Linked DNA regions of Homo sapiens: region 2 is linked to region 1. A link is an interaction called in ENCODE POLR2A ChIA-PET data of the cell type or tissue named here. Cell type or tissue: A673. All regions are shown on one strand. Each heading gives the region's core, and the rest is flanking DNA. Links, peaks and the distances in the headings are about the cores only. Region 1 overlaps CLDN14 (claudin 14). Region 2 overlaps MORC3 (MORC family CW-type zinc finger 3).

What was found. ChIA-PET counts read pairs that join two places held together with the same protein. Peaks named below come from ENCODE experiments on the same cell type or tissue, not always from the same donor. Only the 100,000 strongest peaks of a DNase experiment are listed, where the experiment ranks them.
Region 2: POLR2A ChIA-PET joins it to region 1 with 8 read pairs; 2 of 35 experiments call an interaction of 5 or more read pairs at or near these places.

What each region holds. Positions count from the first base shown.
Region 1 is chr21:36,469,294-36,472,210 of GRCh38, reverse strand. All of the region lies in intron 1 of CLDN14 (claudin 14), which reads left to right. The region is part of intron 2 of CLDN14-AS1 (CLDN14 antisense RNA 1); the gene reads right to left. Among named protein-coding and RNA genes, the nearest start is that of CLDN14, 9.4 kb to the left of the region's middle. RefSeq lists enhancers at 676-735, 1,231-1,730. In A673, for the core only: no CTCF peak of the experiment used is centred there; a DNase peak (open chromatin) is centred at 1,760.
Region 2 is chr21:36,323,934-36,326,850 of GRCh38, reverse strand. All of the region lies in intron 1 of MORC3 (MORC family CW-type zinc finger 3), which reads right to left. Among named protein-coding and RNA genes, the nearest start is that of MORC3, 5.2 kb to the right of the region's middle. In A673, for the core only: no CTCF peak of the experiment used is centred there; no DNase peak of the experiment used is centred there.

The DNA.
Region 1 (2,917 bases), core at 324-2,823:
TTACCTGAAAGATCACAAGAACCTCCTGTTTGGTCTCCCTAATTCAGCCCAGACGTAACCTTGGACAAGTTATGTAACCTTTCTACACTTCAGTTTCCCTATCTGTAAATAAAGATGGCAAAATGCGCATTGCGATTTGTTTAAGAGTTCATTGCATGCCCACAGAAGCACTTAGCACATGTTTGGCATATCATAAACACTCTGGAACTTTAACTATGACTGTTTTTACTCTTATCATTAACAACTAACTGCTTTGGAGCACCTGGGCTTCAAAGGCTAAATTTACAGAGAATGAGTTTTAAACCTCATGTTTAATAGTATTTTCCTTACCATTAGAAAATCTTAGCCTTATGTTTTCATTTGACACATTTTAACCACTGCAGTTTATCCCCAGTTCAATTCTCAAGTAAATAATTTTCAGAGGCTTACGAAATTCACAGAATAGTTGTCTAATTCATGAAGGTTTTCAGCCAGGTGTGACAATGTCCTATTGCTTGTTTGGGGTTTGCTTTCTTTTTCTATTTTGCTGTAAGTCCTGACTAAAGGCGGAGCCTAGTGGGCTCTGCTGGATTTCCAAGGTAAAGCTTCAGCAGGCTTCTGAGTCACCTTATTCAAATCTGGACTCTGCCCCAAATTTGGGGCTTTTATGCTCTATGAAATCAAGACATGTTGACTTAAGAAAACCAGACACCCAGCCTGAAAAGGTCAGTCACCAATTATACCCCAGCCAATTGCACACAAGCTGGAGACATGAGCCCCCCCAAACTCTCTGTGAGCTAAGTGAATTCACACACTTTTTAAGCCTGGAGAAGCTGAGTCATTTGATTACTATATGGCTTACTTACTATAGATTGTGTTTGCACTTGAATTTTCAAATTTGCAGGGGACTTTCCAGATTCTTCTTTCTCCATGTCCTCTACCTTTTCCTTAGATTTTGTCCTCCACACTTTGAGACATGAAGCTAACCATGGCTTTGTTTTTTGTTTTTATGTTTGTTTGTTTTTTGTAGAGACAGGATCTCACTATGCTGCTCAGGAATGGCCTCGAACTCCTGGAATCATGCAGTCCTCCCACCTTGGCCTTCCAAATGTTGAGATTACAGGTGTGAGCCACTGCACCTGGCCTGTTTTTATCAATGACAAATGTGAAGCCACCAGATCACACTCAATGCCTGTCCTGGAAGGGGACGCAGTTCTTATAATCACAAATGAGGTTTTTTTGTTTGTTTGCTTTTTGAAATACGATGTTGCTCTCTCACTCAGGCTGGAGTGCAGTGGCACAATCTCTGCTTATTGCAATCTATGCCTCCCAGGCTCAAGCCATCCTCCCACCTCAGCTTCCAAAGTAGCTGGGATTATAGGCTTGAGCCACCATGCCCAGCTAATTTTTTTTTATTTTTAGTGGAAATAGGGTTTCACCATGTTGACCAGGCTGGTCTTGAACTCCTCAGCTCAAGTGATCCTCCCACCTCAGCCTCCCAAAGTGTTGGGATTATAGGCCTGTGCCATGGGGCCTGGCCGAGCATTTTCTCTGTAATTCCCCGTGCCACCATTCAGCTACTCTGCTGTGTTTGTTTCCTGGGGCTGCCATGACAAAGCACCACAACCTGGGAGGCCTGAAACAACAGAAATTTATTCTGTCATGATTCTGAAGGCTGGAAGCTTGAAACTAAGGTGTGGGCAGGCTGGTTCCTTCCAGGGCTGTGAGGGAGCATCTGTCCTGGGCCTCCTGCTGGGCCTCTGCGGGTTGCTGGCGATTCTCCGCGGGTTGCTGGCGATCCTCCACATTCCTTGACTTGGTAACTTCTCGCTCCACTCTCTGCCTCCGTCTGCACATGTTCTTTCTATCTCCGTCTTCATATGCCCATCCTCTTATAAGGACACCAGCCCTATTGGCTTAGGGGCCACTCTATTTTACGTATGACCTTATCTTAACTAATTACATCTGCAATGACCCTATTTCCAAATAAGGTCACATTCTGAGGCACTGGGAGCAGGGAAGACTTCAACATATCTCTTTTGGGGGACCAGGTCAATCCATTGCATCCCCTAGATAAAGTGTTCCCACAGAACACTTAACCATAAGTCATCCAACAATCAGCTAAGGCTTGAGGAAATGTTTGTATGTCCACCTGGGTTTTTTGGGGTATTGTTTTTTTGTTGTTGTTTTTGTTTTTGTTTTGTTTTACTTTTCTAGTATTTTTTTTAATCTCAGATGACAAGTTTTTAATGACCTGCACCTTGAAAAATGAAAAACAACAACAACAAAAACAGCAACATAGCAAACCTGCCTGACTGTCTTGTCGGGAAAAATCGCTCTGAAAAGGCACTCATGTATTTAAGTAAATGAAACTCATTTCATTTCTAAATGTTGATCTACTGCATTTTAAATGAATTCTAATGAAATTTGGTGAGTTGAAATGAGAGAGATAATGCCTCCAGAAAGGGTTTTAATTTTTGTGGTCATGGTGACTTAAGTTTGTAGTTTTCGGTAAATCAATAGGTCATTCAATCTTACTGAGTTGAAAATAGCCTCTGTTAGCATTTAACTGCATCCATGGTTTTCATTTGTATTCACATAAACTTTTCTTCGAATCAGTTCTTGTTATAAAAAAATAGATTTTTATTTCTTCATCCAAAAGAGACAGGAGGAATTCATGGAACGTGTCATTTCCGTGTGATTTTGAGTAAGATACTTCACATTGGTTTTCCTAAATAACAATAGCAAGCAGTAACTATCATGATAGTAATAAGTCGTAGTCACGTAAGTATCCCGTCTCTGCCTCTCATGGAAAGAGTGCATCAAAGACTCTATGCGGATGGTATAGAAAGTCCTCACACATTTAAAATCTAGATGCCTGCCAGTCTGAAAAATAACCCAAGGAAAGTTACAGAAAGTTTGGAATAGTAATGAAGAA
Region 2 (2,917 bases), core at 307-2,806, 150 kb after region 1:
GAGCGAGACTCGGTCTCAAAAAAAAAAAAAAATCTTTAAATTTATAATGTTGTCTTCTGACATACAATAAAATATTCACCTTAAGCAAACAAGGAAATCCTAACGCACACTACAACATGGATGAACCGTGAAGACATTAATGAATAAGGCAGTCACAAGTCAAATATTGTATAATTCCACTGATAGGAGTACAGCAGTCTCCCCTTATTCTCAGAGAATGCATCTCAAGACCCTCAGTGGATTCCTAAAACTGCAGTATACATATGTATGATAAAGTTCAACTTATAAATAAGGCACAGTAAGAAATAAACATTTTATTATTTATTTATATAGAGATGGAGTCTTGCTCTGTTGTCCAGGCTGGAGTGCGGTGGTGTGGCTCACTGCAACTTTCACCTTCAGGTTCAAGCGATTCTCCTGCCTCAGCCTCTGGAGTAGCTGGGACCACGGTTGTGTGTCACCATGCCCGGCTAATTTTTTTTTATTTTTGGTAAAGATGGGGTTTCACCATGTTGGCCAGGCTGGTCTCAAACTCCTGATCTCAAGTGATCTGCCCGCCTTAGCCTCCCAAAGTGCTGGGATTACAGGCATGAGCCACCGAGCCTGGCCAAATTAACAATAATTTATTCTATTTTTTTTGTTTGAGAATAAGTTTCACTCTTGTTGCCCAGGCTAGAGTGCAATGGCGCGATCTCAGCTCACTGCAACCTCCACCTCCCGGGTTCAAGCGATTCTCCCGCCTCAGCCTCCCAAGTAGCTGGGATTACAGGCACCCACCACCATGCCCAAATAATTTTTGTATTTTTAGTAGAGACTGGGTTTCACCATGTTGGCCAGGCTGGTCTCGAACTCCTGACCTCAAGTGATCCCCCTGCCTCGGCCTCCCAAAGTGCTGAGGCGTGAGCCACTGCGCCCAAATTAACAATAATTTAATAATAAAATAGAATGATACAACAACAGCAAATCTGATAACCACAGCTACTAAGTGACTAATAGGTTGGCATCATATATCCACAGTGTGGATACACTGGACAAAGGGATGATTCACATTCCAGGTGCTACTCAGATGGGGGCACAGTTTAGAATTTATGAACTATTTCTACAATTTTCCATTTAATACTTTCAGACCATGGTTGACTTTGGGTAATTAAAACCGAAGAAAGCAAAACTGCAGATAAGGGGGGACTACCGTAGTCAAATTCCTAGACAGAAAGTAGAATAGTGTTTGTCAGGTGCTGGAGAAGTTACTATTTAACGGGAACAGGGTTTTAGTTTCCCAACAAGAAGAGTTCTGGAGACTGGTTATTACACAACCATGTGAATGTACTTAGCACTACTGAATTGAAACTTTAAAATGGTTAGCATAAATTGTTTGCTACATGTGTTTTATTACAATAATAAACAAATAATCAAACAAACAGCAAGTCAGCAAACTGAACAATGTGATACGCCTTTCTTCCTTTCATGCCAATTTCCAAGAGCTAGCAGCCAGAATTATGCCATGGCAGGAGACCAGACGTAGAATTCCTCCTTGGGAAGCTGATTTCTCAAAGTTCTATTTGGTTCTTAGCAATTCCGCCTGGCTTTTCTGGATAGCATCTTGTTTTTGTTGTTCTCGTTTTTTAAAATTACTTTTTAAAATTTTCAGTTTTTAAAAATATACTTATGGTCCAACAGTTCCCATTTTTTATGGTCTACAAATACCAACATAGAGCACCCCCAACAAAATGACTCCTTCCTATGTGATCACCCAACAGTGAAGCCCACCAAAGGACTAGCTCTATTCATGTATGAAAATTTTGCAGTCAGCTTTAAGTGTCTCACTTAAAAATGTGAGAAGGCTGCCAGGCGCGGTGGCTCACGCCTGTAATCCCAGCACTTTGGGAGGCCGAGGCGGGTGGATCAGTTGAGGTCAGGAGTTCAAGATCAGCCAGGCCAACATGGTAAAACACCATCTCTATTAAAAACACAAAAAATTAGCCAGGCATGGTGGCGCATGCCTGTAATCCCAGCTACTTGGGAGGCTGAGGCAGGAGAACTGCTTGAACCTGGGAAGTGGAGATTGCAGTGAGCTGAGATCATGCCACTGCACTCCAGCCTGGGCAACAAGAGTGAAACTCCCGGCTCAAAAAAAAAAAAAAAAATGAGAAGGCTGTTTCCAGACATTTGAGAGTGTTTAAAATTAGAAACCAAAAACAATACACAGTAAAAGAAACATGAAGAAAATAGAGATAATGCAGTGAGCAAAACAAAACTTCAAAAATACTACGGTTAGGCCAGGCATGGTGGCTCACGCCTGTAATCCCAGCACTTTGGGAGGCCGAGGCAGGCAGATCACGAGGTCAGGAGATCAAGACCATCCTGGCTAACACGGTGAAACCCCGTCTCTACTAAAAATACAAAAAATTAACCAGGCAACGTGGCAGGTGCTTGTAGTCCCAGCTACTCGGGAGGCTGAGGCAGGAGAATGGCGTGAACCTGGGAGGCGGAGCTTGCAGTGAGCCGAGATCGCGCCACTGCACTCCAGCCTGGACGACAGAGCGAGAAGACTCCATCTCAAAAAAAAAAAAAACTACAGTTAATGTATCTAGCAATAAGAATGAACATTTTGTCCAGGGAGAATTCAAAAAGACATTCAAAAGCTAAGACATTGCTTGTAACAATTAAAACTATGGTGGCCGGGCTCGGTGCCTCATGCCTGTCATCCCAGCACTTTGGGAGGCCAGGGCGGGCAGATTACCTGAGGTCGGAAGTTCAAGACCAGCCTGACCAACATGGAGAAACCCCATCTCTACTAAAAATACAAAATCAGCCAGACGTGGTGGCGCATGCCTGCAATCCCAGCTACTCGGGAGGCTGAGGCGGGAGAATCGCTTGAACCCGGGAGGCAGGGGTTGCGGTGAGCCGAGATCACGCC